Linked DNA regions of Homo sapiens: region 1 is linked to region 2. A link is a loop called in an ENCODE intact Hi-C map of the cell type or tissue named here. Cell type or tissue: heart left ventricle. All regions are shown on one strand. Each heading gives the region's core, and the rest is flanking DNA. Links, peaks and the distances in the headings are about the cores only.

Region 1 (15,252 bases), core at 3,831-11,830, 230 kb before region 2:
ACCCACTCAGAAACCTCACCCCAGCCCCTGCCCAGGTCCCAGGCAGGGCCAGGTTTCTCCGGTGCGTCATGCGGCTTGCAGTGATTCTCCCCACAACTGGTTTCCAACTCAGCCAGCCCCGCCCAGCTGTAATTACAGAGAGAGCTGAAGCTTCTGTGCCCAGCCATGACGTCAGCCCGAAGCTTCCAGCCTGATGAGCTCACCCTACATCCAGTGGGGGCCCAGTCACTCGGGACATGTCATGCCGTGGGGTCCCCACCATTCTTTCTCAGCTGGGGAGGAGGGCAGGGGTCTCTGTCTGTCGGTTAAGCACAGATCCGGGATTCAGAACAACCCAGGTTCCCACCCAGGCTCTGCCACTCCATATCTGTGTGCAAGGGTCAAACCTCTGTGCCTCTGTTTTTTCACCTGCAAAATGGGGGTGATGATAATAGTGACGTTTAACTATCGAGTCAGGATTTAACTCAGTAATGTCTGAAATGTACTAACTCTAAAAGCAGACGCACAGGAGGCAATGGGCGACAGTGATTGTTTTTCTCCGTATTATTATTTTTAGCAAACTGCCTCATGCACTCACTGTTTAATATCAAAACAATTTCTCAACCTATGACTCACTGAATTCCTTAATATCCTCAGTTTACCCTCATCTCGTGAAGAAGGCAGGGCTGAGACCCGAAAGCCCACACAGGGAAAACGACATGCCTAAAATTTTCTGCCTGTTGCGGACAGATCAAAGATTAGAACCCAAGCCGAAGAGGCCTCCAAGCCAAAGGAGGATTTGTAAATTCATTCTTCCAGCTGCATGGGAAGAGCAGGAAAGTCTAGATTTGGGGCTTTGAGTTTCAGACCAGACCTCCTGCCTGAGTGTAACATCTTTCAATAATTATCAGTATTAACAGTCATAATAATAATAGAAGCTACTATTCATGAACACTTCTATGGTAGTTTTCTCATCTGTAAAATGGGATAATACTGGTACTCTTACCTCACAGGATTGCTGGTGAGGGTTAAATGAATTCATATTTATAAAGCCCATAGAGCAGGGCCTGGCATATAGCAAACATTATGTAATTGATAACTCAAAATTGAAAATACAAGGAGAAAGAGAATTACCTCATGTATTCTTCATGGTACATCTGTGAGTTGGCTACTGTTATGTCCGTTTATAAGGAGGAAAACTAACAACCTGGAGGTGCCTGGGAATAATGTTACTGCCTATAAAGATGCTTTGATTGACCAAACATTAATCGGATTTCTGAATCTTCTCCTAAGCCCATCAGTGAGGTTCCTTATAAAAATTCAGTTTTGGGCCAGGCGAGGTGGCTCACGTCTGTAATCCCAGCACTTTGGGAGGTGGAGGCAGGTGGATCATGAGGTCAGGAGTTCAAGACCAGCCTGGCCAAGATGGTGAAATCCAACTCTACTAAAAAATACAAAAATTAGCCGGGCACGATGGCGGGTGCCTATAATCCCAGCTACTCGGGAGTCTGAGGCAGAAGAATCGCTTGAACCTGGAAGGCGGAGGTTGCAGTGAGCGGAGATGGCGCAACTGCGCTCTAGCCTGGGGGACAGAGTGAGACTCTGTCTCAAAAAAAAAAAAGAAAAGAAAGAAAGAAAAATTCAGTTTTGGCATGAACTCTGCTAAGTCTGTTTAGTAGCAACCACCCATCTTCGATTTCTGATCACCCTCGATATCTGATTAGTTTCCTCATCCTCCGCGGTCCCCCAGGTGATGTCTGAGCACCCTGGCCTGTCTTCAGCAAGAATCCTCTTAGGTTAGCTGAGCCCGAATCCCTCTGACTCCTGGACTTCCCTCCTAGTAAATTTCCATTCGCTGACCCCCCACCTGCTTCTTGGCTACAAATTCACACTTACCCATGACCTACTGGGAATCAAGTCTAATCTTTCTCCCTCACTGCAAAATCCCATTGCAGGGGTCCCTACATCTATGGAGAAAGTTTCCCTGCCCAGTAAAGTCTTGCTTGTCATACTTTAACAAGCGTCATATGAATATATATATACACATTAAAAAAATTTTTTTTTTCCTTTACCAATCTCCCCAGAGGGCATTGAGGCTCTAGGAGCTTGGCCATCTTGTAAGTGGGGATTGCAACCCAGGGCCATCCTTCAAATCCACTGGGCTCCTGTCTCTCTCTTCCCTTTCTGCAGGTCCCCAGGGGAAAGGCAGGATACGACACGCTCTAGGGAAGGTATTTCCAGAGGGTGACCTGAGCCCTCAGCCAGGCTCGGGGTTATTAATAGCCAGGCCTTAGTGCCCCGCTCGGGGAGGGCGGCTCCAGCTCCTGGAGCAAGAGGAGGGCGGAGCTGAGCGGAGTGGCCAGGGGAGGAGAGAGTGTCCGGAGAGGCCGGCTGAACTTGGACGCGGCCCCTCCCAGCTCCCCCCACAGCCCAGCTGTTCCCTCCGCGGATTCTCCGGGGCTGGTTCATCACCTCCGAATATTCCTGTGACAGGAGACGCTTGCAAAACCCGCCTCCAGCCTCCAGCAGCAAATAAATAGAAGGCTTGCAGCCCAGAAGGAGCCAGAAGAAGTTTCTAGGCGCGCGTGCCCTGGGTTTATTAAGCTCCTGGCTCCGCTCTAGACCTCAGCGGTTCTGGCTGCCAGCCTGGGCAGCCTGGGAAGCCTGGGAGGACGGTGGCTTGCCGGTCTGTCGTGAGGCAGTGCGGACGGGGACCCTCTGGGATTCTGCTGGATCTGCCCCGGGGGTTACCTTTGGGGGCTGGGACCCCAGTCGAGGGGACACAACCGTCCCTGGCAGTGGTTGGTTCTGCTTCTCCCTGCAGAAAAGCAGCATTTTCGGAAGCTGAAGAATAAGCTAGCCCAGCCACACCACCTTGTTGTGTGACCTTGGGCAGGTGGTTCTGTCTCTCTGAGCCTCTGTTTCTCTCTGAGCTGAGCAGCCACCATGGCTGACGGTCAGATGCCCTTCTCCTGCCACTACCCAAGCCGCCTGCGCCGAGACCCCTTCCGGGACTCTCCCCTCTCCTCTCGCCTGCTGGATGATGGCTTTGGCATGGACCCCTTCCCAGACGACTTGACAGCCTCTTGGCCCGACTGGGCTCTGCCTCGTCTCTCCTCCGCCTGGCCAGGCACCCTAAGGTCGGGCATGGTGCCCCGGGGCCCCACTGCCACCGCCAGGTTTGGGGTGCCTGCCGAGGGCAGGACCCCCCCACCCTTCCCTGGGGAGCCCTGGAAAGTGTGTGTGAATGTGCACAGCTTCAAGCCAGAGGAGTTGATGGTGAAGACCAAAGATGGATACGTGGAGGTGTCTGGTAAGTCAGGGGCAGGAGGGAGAGAGAATGGGGAGGCCGGGATGTAGCCCTCAGCCCTGGGAATAGCCAGAGAAAGTTTCCTGGGAGCTGACGTTGGGACAGTGTGACACAGGTGACCTCAGGGCTCAGGAATGCAGCCTGCAAAGTTATCTTTACGGAAAACTTCTCTCCCGGCTCCCAGCAGAGATCTTAACCTGCCTGACTCAGCTATTGGGGCCTCTGGGTGCTCATCAATCATGGTACAGACAGGAAAATAGAAACCATGTTGGATATTTTGACAGAGGGCATTTAATATAAAGAATAGGTTAAGCAGATATCAAAGAATTAAAAAACAAAGAAGAAACGGGATTTTGTGCACTCCAGCATCATAACAGAGTCTAGAAGTGCACGTTAAGGCTGAACAATGATAGTGTTAATAACCGCAACTGGTTTCCGGTGAAACACCTCTCCTTGTCCCAGACAGGGAAACTGAGGCTTACCAGTAATTGTAGTAACACTAACTGGTAACTCTGAGTGCTAACTATTCGCTCAGCACTTTGCTAACTGCTGTTGCCTATAATATCTCAGCTAATACCACAACCAGAGGAGGTGGGTACTGTTTATCTTCTTTTTTCAGATGAGGAAACTGAGGCACGGAGAGATTAAAGTAACTTGTTCAAGGCCACCAAGGAGTCAGACCCAGGTTGTCTGGGAATTAGGAGGCCAGAAAGAAGAAGTGATGATTTACTGAGCACCTACTAGGTGCCAAGGGTGGGCTGACATTCTTATACTTCTCCAAAATCATCCTCAGTCCACTCCAGGGTAGCAGGGTAGGCCCATCTTGCAGCTGAGGAGGCTGAGGCCTAGGTGGGACTCGTTCACAGTCATGCCATGAGTCAGCAATAGGAGTGGAGTAGGGACTGGGCCTATGCACAGCTTTAGGCCCAGGGCTCTCACTGCCGCATCCCACCCTGGGAGAAATAAACATACTAGGGGGAAAAATGAGAGAAGACAGGAAGCTCAGCCCCTGTGAAGCTGGGCAGTAGAAAAATCTTTCTTTTCCTTCCCTCCTGATTAACACTCCATTAAAAAGAATGTGTTCCCGGCAGAGGCTTGCCTTCCAGAAAATCAGTCAAAGCCATTGCAAACACAGGCTGGGCAGGAACAAGCCCCAGCAGCATTCAGGGGGAGTTTCAAGCCAGTCCTGGTAGAATTATAAACATCAGAGGCTCCAGCGGGTGTGGTGGGCTGGGAGACACGCTGGGGCCACGTGCTGATGACAGGGTCAGCCAGATTTCTGAGTTGGCTGGGGAGCAGGGCATGAGTTCCGAAACTGGCTCCAACTTTAACCAGCAGGATGTGCAAATTACTTCACTTTGTGCTTCTGTTTTGTTTCCTCATCTGGAAATTAGGGTTCAAATGGTTATACCATAAGGATTGTTGTTTTAAGTGAGGTGATGCTGTAAAATGTGTACATACCTGTGAACCCAGAAAATCTGAGACAGATCTCAGTTCATTTAGGAAGTTTATTTTGCCGAGGTTGAGGACACTCCCATGACACAGCCTCAGGAAGTCCTCCTGTCACATGCCCAAGGTGGTCTGGGCACAGCTTAATTTTATACATTTTAGAGAGACATGAGACATCAATCAATATATGTAAGAAGTACATTGGTTCGATCTAGAAATGCAGGACAACTTGAAGCAGGGAGGGGTTTTCCAGGTCACAGGTAGGTGAGAGACAAATGGTCGCATTCTTTTGAGTTTCTGATTAGCCTTTCCAAAGGAGACAAACAGATAATGCATCTATGTCAGTGAGCAGAGGGCTGCCTTTGAATAGAATGGGGGGTAGGTTGGCCCTAAACAGTTCCCAGCTTGACTTTTCCCTTTAGCTTAGTGATTTGGGGGCCCCAAGATTTATTTTCCTTTCACATTCTATGACCTGGAACACAAGGAATTAGTATTATTATTGTCGTCGTTATTGTTATAGTGTCAGGCATCCAGGAAGGCCCCAATAAATAATGAATAATAGATGCTCTTTGAAACCTGGGTTCAGATCCCAGCACTGCTGTTCACTAGCATGGCGGATGTGGACGAGAAAGTCTTCATCCCTCTGAGCCTCATTTCTCCTATTTGCAGAATGGAGACCATAATAATATCTGTCCTGTAAGGGTGTAGGAAAGATTAAACATATGCAGACTATCTATGATAATATATGCGGAGTGTCTATAAAATGGAGCTAATAATAGTGCTTGCCTGGCACTCTGTAAACAGACCGATTATCACCATTCCTTCTGTCCTTGTTTTAATTAGGGTCTTAGATGCTTCTAGCCCAAGTCCAAGGGTCGACTCCACCCTGTGGTCCCTCTAGGAGACCCTCTGTCCAGCCTGGAGGGTTTTTCACCATCCTCTTTTGTAGGTGCTTCATAACAGGTGGGGTCTGGCAGCTCCATGTTGAGATCTCAGCTAAGTATCTTACTAATCCAGAGGCTTTGGGTGAGTCATGCAGTCTCAATTTCCACGTCTGTAAAATGGGGTCATTGGGAGCTTAAATAAGACAAAGACAAAGCTTTTCAGACATGCAATTAGTGACATCGGCTAGACAAAATCCAAATTCCCTGAGAGTCCATACAAGGGCTTTCATAAAAGGGGTTTAAAAATAAAATTGATATCAGGAGCTCTATTTAAGAAGCAACTTTCGGGCCGGGTGCGGTGGCTCATGCCTGTAATCCCAGCATTTTGGGAGGCCAAGGCGGGAGGATCGCTTAAGGTCAGGAGTCTGAGACCAGTCTGGTCAACATGGCGAAACCCCGTTCTACTAAAAATACAAAAATTAGCCGGGTGTGGTGGTGAGCGCCTGTAATCCCAGCTACTCAGGAGTCTGAGGCAGGAGAATCGCTTGAACCTGGGAGGTGGAGGTTGCAGTGAGCTGAGACCGTGCCACTGCATTCCAGCCTGGGCAACAAGAAAGAAATTCTGTCTCAAAAAAAATAAAAAATAAAAATAAATAAAAAGCAATTTTCAAGGGAAGTTGGAAGTCAGATCCAGTTTCCCACCCTATACCACAAAATGACAAATCCGTTCCTCCACAAGCACGTGCTAAAGGCCTACATGTGGTGGCTCAGTGGTTCCTCACAAGGACCTCCTAGGAAGTGTGGGTAGGTTTGTTAACCCCATTATACAGATAAGGAAGCCGAGGCCCAGAGAAAGTAACTCACCTGAGATTACCCACTTCTCCCTGGCAGTGTCTGACATTCAATGTCAGGCCTCTCTGGCTGGTTCTGAGTCAGGATGGCTGGATCTACTTCTGGCGGTGTGGCCCTGAGCAAATCCCACAGCCTCTGGAGCCTCAGTTTTACTGTTGGTCTTATGAAGAGGTAGACAAGATCAGAATTTACCAATGTACTTCAAGCTGTTACTAGGCATCTAGAAACAGGAGCAGGAGAGTTCAAGGTCTTGTATGGTGCCAGTAAAAACAAAATTATAAACAGGTCTTCTCACTGCAGGACTTATCAGAGCCTTTAAGTCACTAATGTAGTTTATGAATCTCTAAGAGGCAGCCCTATCTTATCTGACCACGTATGAGTGTCTCATTCAAGGAAGTGTTTGGAAAATGCTGGACTAGACAATTTCCAGCAAGCCTCAGATTCCCCTACCCCCATCCTGCAACCACCAGCCAAGAAATGTTCCCTTCATGGGCCACTGGGCCAGACCCTGGCTAAGATAGAGACTGGAAAGCCCCAAGGCCTTATTTCCACCCCTTCTCCTTAGTCCCAGGGACTCTGCCTTCCCTGGAAACAGCACTTTCTTTCTTTAGCTGGGCCAATAGTGTTCCACCTACATTTCTCTGAGGCATGTTGAAAAAAGCATGTCTGCAAGGGGTTTCTGACTTCTCCTAGCCTCTGGATGTATTTCTAAAAATCATAATAATTACTTTTTTCAGTTTACAAAAATAAAATGTCTTCATGATAAAATATGTAGTTAGGAAAGCAAAATAAGAAATTAAAAATCACTCATAATCCTTAAGCTGCCCCAATCTAAGTAGGCAAATGATAAGCAAATTGAGTTTCAAGATGATCCTCCTAGCAACACTCTCTTTAAATGAGGTTAACCCCACCTCCAGGCCCCTCTTTTGGAAATCTTGGAGCTTTCCCTGCTCAGAGATCCTCCCTTCCCTCACCCCAATACCCTATTTTCAGAGCAGACAGAGGCACCTAGTTTCTGAGGAGCAGTCTTTTCCCCAAACATCAAAATAAACCACAAGTGTTTACCTTCACATGGTACTTTTACAACTTCCAAAGCCATTCTGTGACTCGCTTTCATTTGCTTCCTACGGTAACCCGGTAAGATAGGTGTCGTCATTCCCATTTCAGAGAAGAATAAACTGAGGCTCAGAGAAACTTAGAGATGTGCCAGGAAATGTCAGAGTAGAGACTTAAGTCCAACACCCAATATTCCAGAACCTGTCTGCCTGCTTTTGAATCTTTGCACCAGTCACTTCCAAGCTGTGTGACCTTGGATACAGCACTTAACCTCTCTGAACTTCGGGTTTCCTATCTACAAAATGACAATAATGAAAATGCCTGCTTATATTATTATTTTACTATTATTATTTAAGGTTGTTGCAAAAATTAAAGGAGTTGATACAGATAAGGTGCTTAGAACAGTGGCTGACACCAAGGAAGCGCTATATTACTTGCTATTATTATTTATATTATCAGTTTTTATTCCCAGGACACCAGCATGCAGGAGGATTCTAGGATGCAAAAGGGCTGAGTCAGAGGCACTGGCCTGTCCCCAGGGGAAGCAGGTCTCCCGGCGCCCTGGCTGTGGGGAGGGTACCAAAGAACAGACAGTGCTCTTCTGGGCACAGGCCTGTGCTAGAGCCAGGCAGTTGGTGGTCATGGAGTTGGCAGCACAAGGTAGACTCTTTAAGCGGCCACACATTCACAGGATAGCATGTTCTGGTTAGCCAGACACTCCAGTTTAAAATGAATTTCTTTTGCTGAGAGCAATTTAGGAACATAGATTAAGCCTTAGAAATTCTGGAAGTTGCATTAGTCCTCAGTTAATCCTAAAGAAGTCATAGGGCGGCCTGGTGTGAGGTTCTAGCTACAAGAATGTTCAGGGCCACGAAGTTCTCGCCAACGTTGGAAACTCTTCAGCACCCCAAAGTAGGGGATTGGTTAAATTAGCTCTTATGTATTCCTCAATAGAACACTGCAGCCATTAAAAATTATGTTGTCAAAGAATATTTGGTAATATGGAAAAGTAATTATAATGTGTTAGCAAGAGAGAAAAATAAGTTCCAAACATAATGCAGAGAACTATCCCATTTGATAGAATACTGATATACATGGATACTATGTAACATTTACACATTTCTGAGAAACATAGAAAAGTCGGAACATATAAAAGATATTATTAATAGCTTCCGTGGGGTGACAGGATTATAAGTAGTTTTGATGGCTTTTTTTTTTAATTTTTTCTTTTGTTATTGTTGTTTTTTTTAAATTTAGAGACCAGATCTCACTCTGTTGCCCAGGCTGGAGTGCAGTGGTGCATTATAGCTTACTGTAACCTCAAACTCCTGGGCTCAAGCAATCTTCCCACCTCAGCCTCCCAAATAGCTAGGACTACAGGCACACACCATCACACCTGGATAATAATAATAATAGTAATTATTATTATTATTTTGAGACAGAGTCTCACCCTTTTGCTGGGCTGGAGCGCAGTGGCGCGATCTCGCCTCACTGCAACCTCTGCCTCCCGGGTTCAAGCAATTCTCCTGCCTCAGCCTCCCAAGTAGCTGGGACTATAGGCACGTGCCACCATGTCCAGCTAATTTTTGTATTTTTAGTAGAGACGGAGTTTCACCGTGTTGGCCAGGAAGGTCTCGATCTCTTGACCTCGTGATCCACCTGCCTCGGCCTCCCAAAGTGCTGGGATTACAGGCATAAGTCACCACGCCCTGCCTATTATTATTATTATTATTATTTTTAGAAACAGTGCCTCTCTATGTTGTCCAGGCTGGTCTCAAACTCCTGGCCTCGAGTCATCCTCCTGTCTCAGTCTCCCAAAGTGCAGACATTATAAGAGTGAGCCACTATGCCCGGCCTATTTTCTGCATTTTCTAACATACACATGCACTATCTTAAAGCACAAAAAAAGCTATTAACAAAGAAATAATTAAAAGTAATTAGCTATAAGTTGTCAGTTTAAAAAAATCTGGACTGCTATATTCAACAAAGTTGTTTACATTCTAGATTTCAAGGCCCCTCAGAAGCACCTCCCTGTGTAAATGAGGGTTCTTGCCTCCAGAAGGTGGCCCCACAAATGAGGAGTGAAAAGTAACAGCCGAATGGCCCCACTGTTGTACTAATCTTGTTTGTTTAAAGAGAAACTACAGACACTCTCTCTATTAAAGAAAAAAAGAATGAGGAGAGACCGAGAGAATTAGAATGTGCTATATACATTACAAGATCAAAACCAGTTTAGGCCCAAGTCTTCTTGTAATTTCATCTTTTTCCTCCCTGAGGGGGTTGGGAAGCCCTCTCTTACCACAGGTTAAGAGGCGAGAGGTCTGGTGGAATTTCACATCCACAGTGCCCTTAGGAAAAGCTGGGTGTTTTTGGCAGATTGAAGCATTCTTTTTCCAGGCTGTGCTTTCACTACTGGGTACAGATAATGTGGCTTAAAGAGCTAATCGGGAGCTGGAACAGACAGAAATTCAAGAGCAGAGAGGCATCAGGACCTAGAACTTGGCCTAGACTCAGAGAGAGCTGATTCAAAGCTCAGAGCCACCAGGGACCTGCTGGGCGACCCTGGATCCATCACCAAGCCTCAGTTTCCATGTTGGAAACAAAGGGAGAACGACGTCTGGGCTCAGAGTTAGGAAAGCACTCTGTTAGCTATAAAGCAAGCTACATGGCAGAGTCGCCCTCAGCATGTGACCCCGCTTCAAGCCTGCCATCCAGTCTGGGATGTCAGACCCAGGGTTCTACTGGCAGGTTAGAGAAGAGGAGTCAGGTGGGAGACTTGGAAGATTTGGTACAACACATGGAAGATTTGGTACAACACAGAAGTTTCTGCGATTTCCTCAGACTAACCCTTAATTAACTACAAACCACGGTCTACGCCTCCTTTCCATCAATTATCTTATTTCACCTTCATAGCCAGCCTTGGAAGTGGACTTAGGTGGGTCTGTATGGCAGACAAGGTCCTTGAGGCTTAGATAACTAGAGTCTCTAGGGTAGGCCTAAGTCACACAGCAAGGCAGGTCCAGGGCCAGGATTTGAACCCAAGCCTCAGTCCTGAAGGATGCCCAAGGAACATAGATGCTGACACGCCACACTTTTCTTCCTTCCAGGCAAACATGAAGAGAAACAGCAAGAAGGTGGCATTGTTTCTAAGAACTTCACAAAGAAAATCCAGTAAGTAACCTGGAGTCATGGAGCTCAGGGTGGGAGTGGAGGAGGGGGCACACCTGGGACCCATGATCTGGGGTCTCTCCCTCTTGGGCATCTCTCTTTTAAGACACCTCCTTGGGGCAGGGAATTGAACCCTCACACCTAACGAGGAGAAAATATCCCAGCAGACCTGTAATAGGGTCCCAGAAGGGGGAGCACATAGATTGCATCATCTCATCTGCTCGGTGCCCTGTGAGGTGGGTATTAAAAACCCCATTTTATTTATTTATTATTTATTTATTTATCTTGAGACCGAGTCTCACTCTGTCACCCAGTCTGGAGTGCAGCGGTGTGATCCCAGCTCACTGCAACCTCCACCTCCTGGGTTCAAGCGGTCCGTGTGCCTCAGCCTCCTGAGTAGTTGGGATTACAGGCATGTGCCACCATGTCCGGCTAATTTTTTGTATTTGTTTAGTAGAGATGGGGTTTCGCCATGTTGCCCACACTGGTCTTGAACTCCTGGGCTCAAGCGATCCACCCACCTCAGCCTCTCAAAGTGCTGGGATTAGAGGCTTGAGCCACTGCACCCGGGGAACAACTCCCTTTTATAGACTAAGCATCTGAGGGTAAGCAAGACAATGACTTGTCCACAATCACACAGCCCCTACCCATGGGGCATAGCTGAGGGAGGACCCCTGTCACCATCCAGAAAGACCATCCCCTGATTCCCCAAATGCCCCAGCAGAATATCTTCCAGGCTGCTTGCTCAGCCTCTGCCCTGCCAGGAAAATGAGCACCTTCTCTAGGGCATCCACAAAAATGAAGTTGGAAAGTGTCCTGAGAACACTGCATACTACCCAGAGAGGTTTGGAGGCTGAGACACTGGGACACAGGAAGAGCTATTTTGCTGAGGGGAGTAGAAGGGATTCATGTTTAACAGGGAAAGGGAGCCTGGGGGAACCGTGAGAGCAGCCAAGGACAATCAGGCTGAGGCCATGAACCAAAGCCACCACGAGCCCCTAGCTGGCAGTACCTATAGGGAGCAGAGTTGCACAGTGTGGTCACGATGGCTGCACTTAAACAACTGCCAGGTGCTTCATACATACCTTCTCCCTAATCAGCAATCAGCGTCACTCCACTATGTGCGTTTCTGGCCCCTAAACTCTCTCTCTCTCTCTCTCTCTTTTTTTTTTTTTTTTTGAGATGGAGTCTCACTCTGTTGCCCAGGCTGGAGTGCAGTGGCACGATGTCAGCTCACTGCAACCTCTGCCTCCTGGGTTCAAGCAATTCTCCGGCCTCAATCTCCCAAGTAGCTGGGATTACAGGTGCATGCCACCATGCCTGGCTAATTTTTGTATTTTTAGTAGAGACGGGGTTTCACCATGTTTGGCCAGCCTGGTCTTGATCTCCTGACTTCAAGTGATCTGCCCGCCTCTGCCTCCCAAAGTGCTGGGATTACAGGTGTGAGCCACTGCGCCTGGCCCCTAAACTCTTTTCCAAGCCATCGTTGCATTTAGCCTTTGCAGCAAAAGTGTGCATCGGAGAGGAGACATGACCCTCCTTGCAATACAGGGAAACTAAGTCTCCCACAGGTGAAAGGACATACCCAAGGTCTTTACAGCTAGAATTTAGAAGGGCCCAGAATAGATCCCTGACCTCTGAGTTCCATGCTCAGTCCTTGGGCAAGGAATGCTGTTTCCTCATCTGTGAAAGGGATGCTGATTCCAGCCTTGCAGAGTTCCTGGCTGAAAGTGACATAAGGTCATGGCCCAGCGTAGGTCCTCATAAGTGGGAGTTCATTATTACTATTGTTATTGTTGACTCTTAACTTTTCCATCAGCCTTTGCAAAGAAATTCTGTGTGTGGAGAGATCACACTAGCTGAATTCTGAGGCTTCTTCCAGCTTGGGATTCTACATTCCTGTCTCTTCCCCCACATGTCCGTCCCTGGCCCTCCCACAGCCTCTGCAGTTCTTGGAAGCCTGTGGACACTTCCTGATAAGGCAAACGCCAAACCATTTGTTCTTCGTGTTTGCTGGCTTGCCTGGCATCTCCGTGCCCCACACCTCTCCCTGGTTTAGCAAGCAGATTAAACATTGCTGAGGGAGAGGAAGGAAGGCAGGGGGTGGGGGGAAGCTGATGTCAAGGCTCAAATGAGGTCTCAGGGTGGAGTCACAAGCAGGGCATAGCTGTAAAAGGGACTGTGTAAGAAAGAAGTGAATTAATCATCTTAAAAGGGGTGTGTGTGTGTGTGTGTGTGTGTGTGTGTGTGTGTGTGTATTTCACATGCTCCAAGGCCTTAGGGGAGATAGCTTGCTGGAAGTAACCTGATGAGAAATGCCTGAAATTGCTCCAGGCTGGTGCTCAGCTGCTGAGCTGGGCTAGTTGTTAAAATATTCAGTGGTCCCCAACCTTTTTGGCACCAGGGACCAGTTTCGTAGAAGGCAATTTTTCCATGGACTGGGGAATGAAACTGTTCCACCTCAGATCATCGGGCATTAGATTCTCATAAGAAGCATGCAACCTAGATCCCTCGCATGCACAGTTCACAACAGGGTTCAAGCTCCTATGAGAATCTAATGCCACTGCTGATCTGACAGGAGGCGGAGCTCAGGCAGTAATGCTGGCTGAACTGCTGCTCACCTCCTGATGTGAAGCCTGGTTCCTAACAGGCCACAGATGGGTGCCGGTCCATGATCCGGGGGATGGGGACCCCTGAATATTGGCTAGCTATTGCCCTGAGCCCTCCCTAGCCAACCCCAGTCACTCTGATCTTGTCCCCAGGACCCTCTAAACCTCTCCACCTTCCAACAACTAAAGGGTCCCAGGACCCTCCTCCATCACTATGACATGCACCCATCCCTTCTGAATGGTCAGTGCCCAGCTGCACTAGTTGTTAAATATTTTGAATCTCAGCTCCGGGTGCAGGGAGTCCTGGCTCCATGAGAAAGTGAGTGGGTAACTTGGGGCAACTTGCTTAACTGCTCTGACCTTCCATTCCCACATCCCTGCATGGAGGGGTTGTGATGGGAGTGAGAGGATGTGTATAACGCATTAAGCATGGAATACAGACTCAGGGCTTGGTCCATGGGAATTAATATTATGAAAAGGCTTCACAAGGCTGGACTCACACTCCAGCAGCTGGGACTCCTGGGAGCTCCTGGCTCTGCCCAGACTCTAGACACCTAGGAGTCGAACTGGGGTCTGGGACACCTCTGGACCAATCTCAGGAGTCCTCGTTGCCTCCTCTCCCAGGGAAAACTCCAGTCATTAGAGGACAGGGAGATTCCTTCAGCCAGGCTGAGATCCTTGGAGATTTCCACCCAGGCAGGATGCTGCAGCTGTTTGCCTTAACCATGGCAAGGAAATTCATCTCAACACATCCATCTCTGTGTGAAAAGCCCCATTTGGACTGAATAAGGAGGAGAGGGAGAGGTCTTGGGTCTCAGCTTTCAAAGTCCATGATCTTCCTATTTGGTTAGGGGAAACCAAATTACAGTCATTTGCAATACCGTCATTCACATCCCATCTTCACTATTTTTTGCCTTATATGCTTACATTGCTGTACCATGATTTACTAAAGGTTTTTTTTTCTTTTAGATCATCTCATTTTTGATAAAGTTAAATTCTTATCACTGAAATGTTCACTGAGGAAAGCGATCATGAAATAAATCCAATGAAAGCAAACTGTGGTTAAATTCTAACTAGATAATATTGCCTGCCTAAGGGCCTCAGCTCTCTCATTGTTAAAAAGGGAAGGTAGCAAGTGATAGAGGCTAAAGGCGTTAAAGGCATGTTAGTACTTAGCAGAGACATTCCTTCAGATGTAAGTAGAAGCACTGAAAGAGAACTGAAGAGGAATTACTTTCCCACCAAATGGGTTTAAATACAAGTCACTTGGTTAGAGACCTTGGACTTGTCTATCTCTCTGAGTTTCAGTTTCCCCATAAGTAATATAAGAGCATTGTCATGGACAATCAGGAAGATCCTTTGGGGCCCTGATACTCTGTGGTTCAATGATCCTGCAATTTGTATGATACTCCATCTTGCTGTCAAGATGCCAACATGTAAGGTCAAAGACTGCAACGTAATTCTCACTCCACCCTAAGAGGTGGGTACTATTATTGCCCCCTTTTTTTCTGCAAAGAAACAGGTTCAAAGAGTCAAGATCACCAGCCCCATGTTGTGTGGTCAGGAAGAGTCAGAATTTGAATGCACGTCAGCCTGCCTGCAAAACCCATGCTCTAGGCCATAGCCACCCTGTCACACTGTACCTGGTGTGCACTGGGTTGGTGTGCACATGGTTAAACAGTCAGCCCATCCCCAGCATTGGGAGGGAGGTCTAAACTTTTGACTTTGTCTCCGCTTCAAAAGCTTGACTTGGCAGCTTTCTAGTTCCCTCTTTTTCTTCCAAATGGGCTTCCCAGAAGCAGCCTTGTTCATCTCCATGGTTCCAATCTGGCAAGGAATCTCCTGGGTAGATACGGCTCATGTGGCTACAGGTTGTTGTACCCACAAAAAAAGAAAGAAAGAAAGAAAAAAAAAAAACTCCCCAGCCCCTCCAGAAGGAGTCCTG
Region 2 (15,252 bases), core at 4,091-12,090:
TCTGACTGTCCTCCACCCTTGCTGGGTCAGTTGTGTGCTCACACCTCCAGCTCCCTCACTCCCACCACAGCTACATCATATGATATCATAACTGCTTAATTATCTGCCTACCTCCCCCCCACCACCCTGCCATCAATGAGACCCTGAGAGGGAGTTTGGGGGTGGGTGTGTGTTTCCTAGCTCTGAGCTGGGACCCCCAGAGGGGCTCAGGAAGACCTTTTTGAATGGAGAAATATCTGGACAGTGAGGATGATTTATTGACAAGTCCACAGGTCAGAAGAGCAAGGAGCAAGGCACCAAGTGTGAGATGGACTTGAGAAGGTCCTGGTTAGTTGCCAAAGACCCCAACAGGGATGAGGACAGGTAGGTCTGTCAGAGGTTAGGCAGATAGGGCACTCTTGAATCTCAGCTCTAGATAAGATCTTAACCCAGCTCCAAAACCATGACAGATCTAGAGGGTCGTGCCCAGCAGGGCCCCTTAGAGACAAAGATCCTCACCACTCCCTCCCCAAAGGCACATGGAGATGGTTTGAAAGAAATCTTTGCAGTTCCCACAAAAAGCTTGTGATCTGCAAACAAAAATGCTCCCTCACCTACCTTTGAGGCACTTGGCTCACCTCCTTCTAATTTGCATGATGAACCTGCTTGGGTCTCTGATTAACCCCAGGAAAGCATGAAAATGAGCATTTGACATCATCAAGGGCATCCATGCTTGCTCCTCTTTGGAGAAAGGAGCTCCTCTATTCAGGCTTTCACGTTTGAAAATAATAAGCAAGTTCAGCTCATTTCTCCACCCCAGGCTGCAAACTGCAGCCTTCTCCTGTCTCCGTGCACACCCCCAGGAACCGTGTTTGCTAACAACCAAGAGGAAGGTGTTTTGCTTTTCAAACAAGCCTGAACCCCAATTGGTTTCTCAGCGACTTGATCCTCATTGGTGGCAACTGCGGTTTCTCATCCAGCGTTGTTATTGATTTGGTCATAAGTAATTAAGGAGATAATTCTTACTCAATTACATTTCCTTGAATTTCCTGAGGTTGCTAACTCTGTTCCCCGGCTGTATTTTCTTTTCCAAATTAATTTTGTCTTGACTCTGAAATGAGCATGGATATTACAAGGCTTGTTGTGCTTGTTGATTTTCACGGTAACAAAGTCGGGCTCTGTATTTTAACTCCAACTAGGGCTCTCAAACTCTGTTAGTTTTTAGAAAATTAATGTAAAACATTCTCAGATTTAAAAAAAACCAAAAACAAATATCATCAAAAATCTTCTGCTGTAAAGCAGGAGTCCCTCTTCCCTGCCCTCTTCTCATCCTTGATGCCATCCCTCAGGGCAGCCGTGTCTAACACTTTTTGCTACTTCCTCCAATGACCCGTGCCTCTAAATTATATAAGTTTTACGTGTATTTCTTAGTTTATGCATTTAAAACTTGAATAATTTTCTGCTGTGAAAGATGAGGATCTAGTTACCGCATCCCCACACCACTCCCCACCCCTAACTCCCACCCTCCAAAAGTAGCCTTACCTTCAGCTCCCCTAGTGGTTAATTCTGTAATTAAAAAATATAGATGAGGCTGGGTGTGGTGGCTCACGCCTGTAATCCCAGCACTTTGGGAGGCCAAGGCAGGCGGATCCCCAGAGATCAGGAGTTCGAGACCAGCCTGACCAACATAGAGAAACTCCGCCCTTACTAAAAATACAAAATTAGCTGGGAGTGGTGGCACATGCCTGTAATCCCAGCTATTCAGGAGGCTGAGGCAGGAGAATCGCTTGAACCCGGGAGGCAGAGATTGTGGTGAGCAGAGATCGTGCCATTGCACTCCAGCCTGGGCAACAAGAGGGAAACTCTGTCTCAAAAAATATATATATATATAGATATATATATATAGAGAGAGAGAGAGAGAGTTGGGGTCTTCTTGCCTCATTCACCCTAGACAGCGTCTTTGACTCCTTACTTTGTGGAAGAGATGAGGGTCTCATCAGCTCCCCTTGCGTCTTTATTACTATTTTTACATTGTCAAGATCAATAGCATTCACATTCCATACCCATAATTCAGTTTCCCAGGCTTTGTCTCTGAGTTGTCTAAAAGTTGAAAAATCAACACATATTGAAGTTTTATTTTCATCCCTTCATCCACTCACTGAACAAATAACTGCCAAGAAGCCACTCTTTGTTTGGCATTGTGCCTGAAACCAAAAACACAATGTGACAAGGTCATACTCCTCGCATACATTGCAATGCTAGAATCCAGAGGAGGAGAGAGAAAACAGCATTTACAATGTAAGAGGAATAGCTGCTTAAATCAGTGGTTTTGAATATGTTTAAAATATGAATACAAAACATAATAAAAAGGTAAGCTGAATATAGCAAAAAAAAAAAAAGGTTTTAAATTGGAGCTGCTTGGTTTTCTTTTTACTTCATGAATATAAGCCAAGTCTTGGTGCTCCAGCCCCACCCACTTACCTACATACCCCCACTGATCCTCAGGCTGAAGCCAGAGCACCAGAGGATGCAATACACTAGGGTTTCTCTACTTCCTCCAGGGACTGAGACATGGTGACAGGCATCACGGCTGCATTTTGGTTTCATGTTTGTAAAGTTCCTTCATCAGCAGTGAGTCTTTACAGCATTCAATGTTCATAACACGCTGGCTGGAAATACCACTTTAGGGACAGCTAAGGACAAATATCTTCTTGTCATGAGAGGTGCCAGAACAGTCACCACAATGCCAGTGGGGTCAGCAGAGAACACCGAGGGGACATCCAGGGCCATAGGGGGGTATATTCTGACTGCCCTTGGCATGAATGTCCCATCCAGGTGGGGTGTGTGTACGTAAATGGAGCATAACACTAGAAGCCAGGTGGCCAAGTGCAGTAGGAAAATTAAAATTATAAGATGATGTATCTGGCCAGGCACTGTGGCTCACACCTATAATCCCAGCACTTTGGGAGGCCAAGGCGGGACAATTACTTGAGGCTAGGAGTTCAACATCAGCCTCGGCAACATAGTGACAACTCACCTCTACAAAAAAAAAGAAAAGAAAAGAAAAGAAAAAGAAATTTAATTAGCCAGGCATGGTGGCACGTGCCTGTGGTCCCAGCTACTTGGGAGCCTCAGGAAGGAGGATCACTTGAGCCCGAGAGTTCGAGACTGCAGCGAGCTATGATCATGCCACTGCACTCCAGTCTGGGTGACAGAGCAAGACCCTGTCTCAAAAATAAATTAATTAATTACTAAAAATATGTTGTATCTATCCAAGCACACATGCATGCATATGTACCAATTAAGAAAGCCCGAGATTGTTGTTCTACTTGCTTACCTTGGAAACGACCCAGTAGTTTCTTCACTTAATGATCACCACTGGGTTCATTTCCTGACCCTGTAGTTATATGCAGTCACTCTGCCCCTCCATGCCTTGGTAGTGGCTTTTTTTTAACCCATAAAATGGGCACTCCAGAAGGTGTATTTCTTATGGCTCTTGCCCAAACAGTTAGCAAATGGCAGAGCTGGGATTTAAAACCAAGTCTGTCTGATTAAGTCTGTGCTTTTCAATACTACAATCTACTGTCTCCTGTGGTAGTTCAGTTATGGAATGATCTTGTTTACAACCAAGTCATGCCCAGGCCGTGGACAAAAAATTAAATTAAATTAAAAATAAAAAGGTTTTCTCTGCTTTATTTTATTAGAAATAAAAAGGTTTTTTTTAAATGCATATGGGAGCCAGCTAATGGCTCACACCCTGAAACAGACCAACACATTTTTCTTGCCAATAGGGGAGACTGTTATAGTCAAAGAAGAGCTATTAATTTTGTGACTAGCCCCTAAAGAGAAAGTAAATGAGTTTATGTAACCCAAATCATCAACTGTTTCTTGTGGAGAGTTTATTCCTGTATAGCTGTATTTCAGTTACATATTTCTATGTGACAAATTACTCTAAACCTTAGCAGCTTAAGGCAACAAACATTGATTATCTCACAATCTCTGTGGGTCGGGAATCTAGGCATGGCTTAGCTGGGAGCCTCTGCTTCAGGATCTCCTGAGGCCACACTGAAGATGGCAGCTGGGCCTACAGTTATTTCAAGACTCAACAGGGAGACGGCTCACTCCTGAGCTCATACACTTGGCTATTGGCTGGTATCAGGTGCTTTCTGGCTGTAGGCTAGAGATGTATTAGGCTGGTGCAAACGTAGTTGTGGTTTCTGCCATTTAAAAGTAATAGCAAGGGCTGGGCGCAGTGGCTCACACCTGTAATCTCAGCACTTTGGGAGGCCGAGGTGGGTGGATCACGAGGTCAGGAGATCGAAACCATCCTGGCTAACACGGTGAAACCCTGTCTCTACTAAAAAAAATACAAAAAATTAGCCAGGCGTGGTGGCGGGCGCCTGTAGTCCCAGCTACTTGGGAGGCTGAGGCAGGAGAATGGTGTGAACCTGGAGGCAGAGCTTGCAGTGAGCCGAGATCAGGCCACTGCACTCCAGCCTGGGTGACAGAGCGAGACTCCGTCTCAAAAAAAAAACAAAGAGTAATAGCAATAACCGCAATGACATTGGCACCAACCTAATAAGTTTCTTGCTATGTGGACCTCTCCCAAAGAGAAGCTCACAACTTGGAAGCTGGTTTTCCCCAGATCAAGAGCAGGTGCCCAAGACAGAAGCCATGTTTATCCTGTAACCTCATCTCAGAAGGGACATTGCATCACTTTTGCCATGTTCTAGTCATTAGAAGTGAGTTACTAGGTTCAGCCCAACCTCCAGGGGAGGAGATTATACAAGAGTGTGAGTACCAGGAGGTGGGTATCATGGGGGATATCTTAAGAGGCTGCCTACCACAGACTCCGGTGTAGGGGAAAGCAAAACCTAGATCCTGATCATCGCCAACCTGGGTGCTGGGTGCCCCGGGATCTCCAGGCAAAATAAAAACACAGCTCTTGTCTTAGCAACAGTGTTGCTCAACCTCAGCACTCTTGAAAGTTTGGAGCTGATACGGCTTTGTGGGGGAAGAAGGACTGTCCTGTATATTGTAGGATGTTTAGCAGCATCATGGGCATCTACTTACTAGATGCACCACCCCCCAACCCCCAGCAAGTTGTGACAGCCAAAAAGAACTTCTGTAACACCTTGGGAAGTTGCCTGGTTATCTACTGAAGGTCTCCCTTGCAATGAGGAAGAGGAGGTATTGCAGCTACTAGGCAGCAGCAAGACCTTAATGAATGACATCTTTATTGTCCCCAAAATGTACTCCAGCCCTCACACCAACAAACAATTAAGAAATGCAAAAAGATAAATGATTTGAGATTTTGCAAACATAGAAGACTGGGATTTCACTCAATATCCATTTTCTGTGTTCTAATAAAACTTTATTTACAGAAACAGGCAGGCTTTTCCGTATCTTCTTGGTCCTCTGTGTTCCTTGACAGTTTCCCCGTGTGTCAGTCTTTGGCCTTCTAATCTTCATAATCTTAGTATCCTCTTCTCCCCTCCTCCCTCCAAGGCCCCCCTCTCTGTCTCTGTCTGTCTGCCTCTCTCTGTGTGTCTCCTTCTCACTCTTTCTCTCTCTCTGCCCTCTTTTCCCACCTCCCTCTCTGACAGTTAATTCAACACTCCTTACCTTAACTTCCAATTCCATCCTCTTCTCAGAGCTCCAATCCATGCATTAATGACAGCCTCTTAGCCACCACTCTTGTTCCCAGATTCAGCTCCAAAGACTCAAGAGTTTGGCATCAACCTGCTCCAGCCTCCTTATAGTCCCACGATACTCAATACCCTGACGCTCTCCAAGATACATTGTTATGTCAGGGGAAATCAGGACACAAACAGTGCTACCATGTGTATTTGTGTGAAAGGTAGATGCTAGTGTTGGAAAGAGTGTGTGTGTGTGTGTGTCTGTGTGTGTGTGTGTGTGTGGTTTCCAAATCTCTCTGGAAGGATACACAAGAACTTGATAACACTATTCATTTCCAGGGAGGGAAATGAATGGTTTGAGGACAAGGTGGAAGTAATACATTTTAAAAAGTGATGTACCTTTTGATACATTTTTTTAAACCATTTGAAAATACTACTTGCTTTAAAAAAACTAAAGTAATAAAAAATGAAATGACAGAAAACTCAGTGCTCCATCTTCAGTCCTTCACTGGGCCCTCACCCCTAAGCTGATTTTGCCGAAATGGCTTCTCAACAGCATTACCAGCTTCAGGAATGTTCTCTCCTGCCTCGTGACATCAGGAAAACCTTCATCACCACACCCCAATACACACACACACACAGGCACACACACACATCCCATACTCTGCATTCCAACCATTCCAGCTCCTTCTGGTTCCTTCTGTCTGAAACACCTATAGGGCAGAAAAAGTAAAACCCTTTACCTCACCCATCACAGTTCTTGGATGATATCCCCATAACAAAAGACGTATTAATGAAAGAAAAGCATAACAATTTTTTTTGAGACAGAGTCTCGCTCTGTCACTCGGGCTGCAGTGCGGTGGCGCGATCTCAGCTCACTGCAGCCTCTGCCTCCCCAGCTCAAGCAATTCTCCTGCCTCAGCCTTCTGAGTAGCTGGGACTACAGGCACGCACCACTACACTCAGCTAATTTTTGTATTTTTTTTTAGTAGAGACAGGGTTTTGCCATGTTGGCTAGGCTGGCCTCAAGTGATCCCCACACCTCAGCCTCCCAAAGTGCTGGGATTACTGGCATGAGCCACTGCGCCCGGCCACATTTATTTTTTTAACCGAAGTTTTACATAACATGGGAGCCTTCAGAAATGGAGACCCAAAGACCAAGGGAAAACTGTGTTTTTATGCTAAGTCTGATGAGAAGAGTGGATAGTTGTAGAGAAACGTGATTGGACAAAAAGGGGTGTTATCTAAAGGTAGTAAACCTAAGGGGAGGTGTGCTTAGGAAGGCATGTTTGTTCAGATTCTTTTCTGTGTCTCTGTAAGACATTTTTCCCCCAGGTATGGGACCAGAAACATGTCACATAGAACCATCAGGATGGAAGGGAGGAGGCCAGACAGTAGCCTTTCTAGGTTTTATGGCTTGCTTTGGGAGAGCGAAATTCTAGTTTCTGTGAGCCAGCTTGGGGGTGAAAAGCCTCGTTCATGTTCTGAACCCGGGAGGCGGAGGCTGCAGTGAGCCGAGATCACACCACTGGACTCCAGCCTGGGCAACAGAGCGAGACTCCATCTCAAAAAAAGAAAAAAATTGTTATGCTTTTCTCTCATTAATATGTCTTTTGTTATGGTGATGTCATCCAAGACCCTTGTGATGGGTGAGGTAAAAGGTTTTACTTTTTCTGCCCTATAGGTGTTTCAGACAGAAGGAACCAGACAGAGCTGGTTCTCACCTTGGGGGTGAGAAATTCCAGTTTCTATGACCTTCTCGGGAGAGAAAGAGGAGAGGTGGAAAGAAAGTCAGAGAGACCTTGTTTCTGAGCCTGTTCCCATCTCTTTCCATCCAAAATACTTAGCATGCCAAGGCACCATGTTTTGGGGTATCATGTTCTGAGCCCCGATACACCCTTTCCCCCAAGTTTTGTGTTCAGCACAGTCTGAATCGCTGCCAACAACCCTTCCAGCCCCCACACGGTTTGATGCCTGCACTTTCCTACATTGTAGTTAAGTGTCTCCTACTAGACCACCAGATCCCTGAGGAAAGGATGGCCCCTTGTTCAGCACCACATCCTCAGATATTTTCTAACTCCTAATAGATATTTAAGAAATATGTGAGCTGCTCTTGCCCCTCACTGAGCCTCAAAAGGTAATCCATGTAAATTTCCATCGAATGGCATCCAGGGGACAGCATTGTAGAATTCATATCCCAGCATCTCTGGTGTCACACTAAAGCTCAGCCCAAGAGTCAAGCTTCATCCAGCCCCAAGCAGCTCTCCTGAATCTTGGCTCTTTTCTCTTTCACCAGTGGCTTAAGCTCAGCTCTGCTTCTGCTCTTCACATTAAAAAAAAAAAATGAGGTTAAAAGTTATTAGCCAATGGGAGGCTGTGTTTCTTTGGACCTTCAGGGGGTTCACTTGATTGTTGCAGAGATGTCAACTTTATCTTCTTCCAGGGAGAGAGAAAACGGATGGAAGCCACTTGGGGGCTTAACCACCAACACACATCCTTCTTATCAGGACATTGGCAATATGAAAGGATACTTTCTTAGGTCACTCTTTGTTTCATTTATCCAGGATGAATTGCCAAATAAATTTTTTCATTTCCAAGAAAGGAAGTAAACTGTGGTGTAATATGCAATAAACAGAGCCCTGCAGCCAACAGGATACGTTTAAACTTCTGGTTCTAGCCCTCACTCACTCGCTGGGTGACCTCTGGCAAGTTATTTAACTTCTCTGGGTCTCGGTTCTCTTAATCAGAAAATAGAGATAATCATGCTATCAACTTTTGGAGTGGCTGTGAATATTTAATGAGAAAAGACAGGTAAAGCCCCCCACCCCCCCCCACCCCCCCATGCAGGAATGGTAATGGGGCACATTGATGCTGCTGTTCCTTACTGGGTCTGTGGCAGACATTGCTAATCAATCACAGATACTTCTTCTGATAAGACTGGACTGGAGGACACTCCAGACAGAATGACTACTCGTGGGTAGATTGAAGCTAGCGCTCAGATTGGAGCCCATTTGCCATCTCAAGCCTCCCGCATTTCCAGACACGCCATTTGCAAGGTTCACGATACAGAATAGAGTGGTTGTCACATCCCGGGGCTCCTGTTTCCTGAAGCTCCTCCAGGACTTTGAACAGCAGCCGCTAGCCCATCGTACAGATTCCCATTAGCTCCCAGGGTCTGACAGCTGGACTGCTGGCCCCTCATACCTAGTCTTTCAAAAGAGCTTATGAGATTAATGCATTTGATTAATTTTTTTAACTGGGTGGATAACACATTGGCTGTTGGCATGCCAGCTCAGTCTCAGGGCTGCTGGGGGCTCATTGATGCTGGCAGCCAATTTCCATTTCAATCAAGTGAGAGAAGAGGGAGGCAGAGAAAGAGATTAAAAGAAACCAGGACTTGATTGAAAGCTATGGCATCTAGCGCCACCTACTGTTATATCGCTGCATCGCTACTTTTGCTGACCATCGGGTCACTGACAGTCTTGCTCGGCCCTTAAGGCATCGCGGGGGGAACATTTTCGTGATCTCACACAAGTTATATTTTTCATTCATAGCTCATAATTGATTCAATGTGTATAAACTACAGGTACTCCTGGTATAGTGAGAGTAATAGTGACATTTCCTTGGCTTGTTTTGGTTCACAAAGCCCTGTGTACCAAGTGGGCCTCTCAGCATCCTCATGGCCCCTGCATGAAGATTAGGCAGTGCCAGGTGGGAGCCCGGAGGTACACAAGAGATGACTTTCTTCGGGTCACGCAGGTGTGGTGCATGGAGAGGGGATTCCGACTCCACATTCTTTTCTCCTGAATCCGTCCCTTGTCCACCTCTGCTCCCCCAGCCCACCTTGGGGCCTGGCTCCTCAAGCCCCTCAGAGAGCAGTCCCCACTCCATATGTGCCAGTGCGTAATGGGGATTTTACTGAAGGGTTCACAGAAGAGAGGGAGAAGGTTACATTGCACCTCACACAGGAAAAAACAATAATACAGTCCTTTAGCTGCTTGTGGGTTCTTTTCTGGATGTCAGTTCCCCCTCCCTCACCTCTTCTCCCAGGCCCCCTCCTAACCCTGCACTGTCTATCACTCTGGTTTGCTTTTTTTTAGATGGTATCTCACTCTGTCACCCAGGCTGGAGTGCAGTGGTGCGATCTTGGCTAACCACAACCCCTGCCTCCTGGGTTCAAGCGATTCTTCTCCCTCAGCCTCCCAAGTAGCTGGGATTACAGGCACGCACCACCACACCCAGCTACTTCTTTTCTTTGTAGAAGAGAGGGGATTTCACCGTGTTGGCCAAGCCGGTCTCTAACTCCTGACCTCAAGAGATCTGCCTGCCGCAACCTCCCAAAGTGCTGGGATTACAGGTGTGAGCCACCACGCCCGGCCACTCTTGTCTTTATTAGCTGGAGCCATCCTCACTGTGTGTCTCCCTCAACCCTCTTCATACTCACCTTCCTTCTCAGCAAACCCTTCTTTAAAAACAGGAAGGATTTAAGAAAGAAAATAGTGGAATAATGTCTTTCCTTCCAGTTCAAAGGATGGGAAGACTGAATTTTCAGGGAGGCTTAATGGCTGAGGACTCAAGTTTTTTGTCTTGTTTTGGTTTTTGTTTTTATTTCATTTTGTTTTGTTTTTAGAGACAGAGTTTTACTCTGTTGCCCAGGCTGGAGTGCAATGGTGCAATCATAGCTCACCACAACCTCAAACTCTCGAGCTTAAGTGATCCTCCTGCCTCAGCCTCCTGAGTAGCAAGGGCTACAGGTGCATGCCACCATGTCCAGCTAATTGTTTTGTTTTTTGTAGAGAGAGAGGTCTCACTATGTTGCCCAGGCTGGTCTCAAACGCCTGGCCTCAACTGATCCATCTTGCCCTCCCAAAGTTCTGGGATTACAGGCATGAGCCACCACACCTGGCCTGAAACCTAGTTTTAAATGCAGGAAGACCAGGGTTCTCATCCTGGTTCTGACCACTGACCAATTGTGTAACCTTGAACAACTTCATCTATTCTTCCATTTCTCCTTCTGTAAAAGGGACAGTTATTTTTTAATAACCATCTCATTGGTTTGTTGGAAGAAGTAAATGAGATTGATAATGCAAAATGCTTAGCACAGTGCTGATGTGTAGCAATTCTTCAATAATTTGTCAGTTTCGGTGACTTAGCCTCACCTTTTTTTCCACTCACTGATTAAAGGGAGATTCCATTCACTTAGACTAAAATGCAAATAGTGTATCTCTCCAGAGTTGTGCAGCGTCCAACCTGTGCATCCTTATATGACAGCCTGCCAGGCTTACAGAGACCAAGGAATGCATCACAGCAAAGAGTTAAAGGATAAACCACAGCTAACAAATTGAAAGTGAACTGATAGCACAAAAGCATCCTAGGAAAAAAGGGCAGCAGGTGCAAAGACCCTGTGATCAGAATGAGCAAGACACTTAAGGGAGGCTCACTGGCTAGACCATAGAGATCAGGACAGTGGAGCAATGCAAGATCACACTGAAGGCAGGAGCTAGATCACAGAGCTGTGTAGTTCCCATCAAGGATTTTGGACTTTAGTCTAAAAACAATAAGGAAAATTTTAGGCAATGGAGTCATGGGATTGGGTGTGCATTTTGGAAGGGTCAGCTATGTGGACAATGGACAAGGAAAACAAGAATGGAGGAGAGAGGTCATCGGAGGCTGTGTCTGTTGTCCAGGTGGCTTGCAGCAGCGTGGGAATGACACTGGTGGGAAGACAATGGAGGGAAAAGACTGGAGAGCTCTCTAGGAAGCAAAGTCAACAACTTGGTAAATTAGCTCAGGGCTTAGTAAACTTTTTCTGGAAAGGGCCAGATGGTAACATTCTAGGCTGTGCAGCCTCTGAAATAACTACTAAACTTCGCTGTTATAACAGGAAAACATCCACAGACAGTAATAAGCACATGGGTGTGACTGTGCCCAATAAAACTGTAATATACAAAAGCCAGCTGCAGGCTGTAGTTTGCTGATCCCTGGATTAGATAAGGGGAGGGGAGGGTATCAAGGATTGGAGGGTACTGAGCTCTCCCACTTCCTGTCTCTGTGACCTTGAATAATTGACTTAACCTCTCAGATACTGGGTTTCCTTTCCAGGAAAACAGGAATAAGGATTCCTTATAGGGTTGGCATGAGGATTAAATAAGGCAGTGTTGGCGAGGCGTAGTGGTTCACGCCTGTAATCCCAGCATTCTAGGAGGCCAAGGCAGGCGGATCACCTGAGGTCAGGAGTTCGAGACCAGCCTGACCAACATGGAGAAACCCATCTCTACTAAAAATACAAATTAGCCGGGCGAGGTGTTGCATGCCTGTAATCCCAGCTACTCAGGAGGCTGAGGCAGGAGAATTGCTTGAACCCAGGAGGCAGAGGTTACAGTGAGCCGAGATCACACCATTGCACTCCAGCCTGGGAAACAAGAGCAAGACTCTGTCTCAAATAATAATGATAATAATAATAAGGCAGTGTCTGCTGTGGGACAAACAGGGAGGTCTCATTCATGAACACACTCCAGTGAGGAATATCCAGCTACATTCAAAATGGCCATCAAGGGTAGAAAATGAAGTTCTTTATTACTGAGGCCCTTACACAAAGAACAAATAGAACTTACACAGAAAAATTGGAATCTTTAGGAAGGGGAAAAAAATCCCTGCTGATTACAGCTTTCCTCACACAGCTCAATAGATTTTTTTTTACTTCAAAACAACTCTATAGGTGGGAAGAGGGCTCCAGCCTGAAGCAGGACTGAAGAACAGATAAATTGCATGGCATTAAATAGAATGCTTATTTTGCTGGTTATCTTTTTCTTTCAGGTGCCCTGAGTTTTTTCAAAAATTTCCCCACAAATCAAGGGTTGGGCCAGGATTTAGAATGGAGTCTTTATAAAGAGATTCCCGGCCGGTCGACGTGGCTCATGCCTGTAATCCCAGCACTTTGGGAGGCTGAGATGGGCAGATCACCTGAGGCCAGGAGTTTGAGACCAGCCTGACCAACATGGTGAAACCCCATCTATACAAAAAAATACAAAATTATTCGGGCATGGTGGCACATGCCTGTAATCCTAGCTACTTGGGAGGCTGAGGCAGGAGAATTGCTTAAACCTGGAGGCAGAAGTTGCAGTGAGCCAAGATCGCGCCATTGCACTCCAGCCTGGGCAACAAGAGCGAAACTCTGTCTAAAAAAAAGAAAAAAAGAACATTCCCACCCCTCCCCTCATCAAAGTTTAACTCAGTAGTGTTCTCAATTGAGGGTGATTCTGCTTCCCAGAGGACACTTGGCAATGTCTGGAGACATTTTTATTGTTGTAACTTGCAGGAGAGATGCTACATTGTATGATGTACAAGAAAATCCCCCACAACAAATAGCGATTTGGTCCCAAACTTCAGTCATCCTGAGGAAGAGAGATCTTGTTAACCAGCCTGGGATGTTGCCTGGAGGAGGAAATGGTTTATCTTTACTTTTTGGAATACATCAGCAAGATTTTTCTTTCTACCCCCCTTTTTCCTTTTTCTCTTACTTTATCTCTTTTATTGGCTTTTGGCTGACAGGCAGGCATACAATCCTCCTTCCCAGAGCACCCAATTTCCTTTTATGGAGTTACTTCTGCTCTATTAGATACAATCAGGCTCTGTCCCCCTAGTTATTTAACTAGTACCTGGTCCTGAGCAGGTGCATAGTGGCCCCAGAGAGCCCAGTAAAGGAAGTGGTTAAGGTGTGACCTTAATTAAGTCCTCAAGAAGAGGTACTGACATAGCCAGGGCCTCAACACTTAGCCAAAACAAACAAATCAACCAAAAAACTATGACAGGTGGTGACTTGTAGGTTCTGCTGGGCCACAATTTCTCCAGCCTCAGGGGCATGGGTCCTACCTTTGTTTCCCAACTTCATCCAAGCTCCCACCCTGAATGTCAGCAAGAAGCCCAGACCCTTCCTTTATTCCCAAAGCACGGCTTCCATAAGGCAGTCCTGCTTCACTGACATTTACGGAAGACCCAAGCAAATTAACTGCAGCAAAGGAAAACCTGAAACTGGGGTTTCAGTCACTTCATATTTTTTCCCTAACTTGTAAAAGATTGTAGAAGATTCCAAACCTACAGAAAGTTTGCAAAAATAGTACAACAGGCAGTCAAATACCCTTAACTTAAATTCACAATGTTATCTTTTTGTCATGTTTTTAACATGTTTCCATATTTTTCATATGTATGTATGTATGCATACATGTGTGTATATATGTATGTATGTACTATATATATAATATGTGTGTATATTTACAATTTTTTAAGCTGAGCCTCTTGAAAGTCAGTTACAGACACTTCACACCTAAACACTTCAGCATGTATTACCGAAGGACATTCTCCTTCATAGTCACAATACAGTTAACACAGAAATTTCACATTAACCCAGTGCTATTATCTTTTTCTTTCTTTTTCCTTTTCTTTCTTTCTTTTTTTTTTTTTTTTTTTTTTTTTTTTTTTTTTTTTTTTTTTTTTGAGATGGGGTCTCACTCTGTTCCCCAGGCTGGAGTGCAGTGGCGCAATCTCAGTTCACTGCAGCCTCTGCCTCCTGGGGTCAAGTGATTCTCCTGCCTCAGCCTCCTGAGTAGCTGGGACTACAGGTGCACGCCACCACGCCCAGCTAATTTTTGTATTTTCAATAGAGACAGGATTTCACCATGTTGGTCAGGCTGGTCTCCAACTCCTGACCTCAGGTGATCCACCCACCTCAACCTCCCAAAGTGCTGGGATTACAGGCGTGAGCCCCAATGCTGTTATCTAACATAAAGTTCATGTGCAGATGTCCCTAGTTATCCCAGTCATGCCCTTTATAGCCTTGTCTCCAGTCCAGCATTCAATCAAGGGACCATGCATTTCATTTAGTTGTTGTGTCCCCTTGGTGTCCTAGAGAAACAGATCTTCTGCCTTCTTCCTCTTTTATGACATTGTTAGAATACAAAGAGGTGTATCCCTTGGACTTCTCTCCAAGAAAGAACTTGCCAGCAGGCGGCACAGGTAGCTGAGACTCTCCAGCTGTTGACACCGCCAGCATCCACAGCAGCTTTCATGCAGCGGAAGTCAGAAGCTTCCCCAGAAATTCCCCATCAGTGGGCACTGGCCATTTCTGCCTTGTGCTTGGGCTCAATCAAGCAATCTTTGCTCTGGATCTCCCTGTTGCATTGGCTGGACTCTGTCAGATCTGCATCATGGTCTAGGGCTCCCCTGCCAAATCCCACTTCCTCCTCCTTTTCTCTTTCATGGGCTTACCCGCAATGAGCATTTTGTAGTCCTTTCTCCGTGTCTGCTTCCCAGAGGCCCCAACAGACACAGACATTGACATCTTTTAAGAGTCCAGATCACCTATTTTGTAAAATGACCTTCACTTTTTATTTTTCTGATTGCTTTCTCATGATTAGATTCAGATTGGACCTCTGGGGCAGGACATGTATGTAGGTGATGTAACCATGTAGGCGATGCTGTGCCCTTCCCAGTGCATCACTTCAGGTTCACCTGATAAGAGTTTGTCCTGTCATTGGTGATGCTAAGCATAGCCATGATGGTTAAAGTGGTGTCCGCCAGACCTCACCGTTATATGGGTATCTCGTTTCCTTTGTAACGAATCATTAACCTGTGGGGT

The links. Hi-C counts contacts between places; a loop is a spot of excess contacts. Peaks named below come from ENCODE experiments on the same cell type or tissue, not always from the same donor. Only the 100,000 strongest peaks of a DNase experiment are listed, where the experiment ranks them.
Region 1: a loop joins it to region 2, with 4 times the contacts of the local background. A loop is called at or near these places in 6 of 110 quality-filtered maps.

Annotation. Positions count from the first base shown.
Region 1 is chr12:119,176,388-119,191,639 of GRCh38, forward strand. It overlaps HSPB8 (heat shock protein family B (small) member 8), which reads left to right and starts at 2,544. Exons shown (of 3, transcript NM_014365.3): 1 at 2,544-3,292; 2 at 10,638-10,701. The coding sequence starts at 2,926. HSPB8-AS1 (HSPB8 antisense RNA 1) reads right to left here and starts at 7,708. Exons shown (of 3, transcript XR_007063482.1): 1 at 7,540-7,708; 2 at 6,487-6,634; 3 at 4,780-5,815. LOC105370024 (a long non-coding RNA gene) reads right to left here and starts at 97. Exons shown (of 2, transcript NR_134996.1): 1 at 20-97. RefSeq lists enhancers at 1-967, 2,147-2,896. In heart left ventricle, for the core only: no CTCF peak of the experiment used is centred there; DNase peaks (open chromatin) are centred at 4,526 and 8,099; H3K4me3 peaks cover 6,110 bases; H3K27ac peaks cover 8,000 bases.
Region 2 is chr12:119,404,322-119,419,573 of GRCh38, forward strand. The region is part of intron 1 of CCDC60 (coiled-coil domain containing 60); the gene reads left to right. The region is part of intron 2 of PRKAB1-AS1 (PRKAB1, TMEM233 and CCDC60 antisense RNA 1); the gene reads right to left. Among named protein-coding and RNA genes, the nearest start is that of CCDC60, 77 kb to the left of the region's middle. In heart left ventricle, for the core only: CTCF peaks have their summits at 9,041 (motif pointing left) and 9,240; a DNase peak (open chromatin) is centred at 9,058.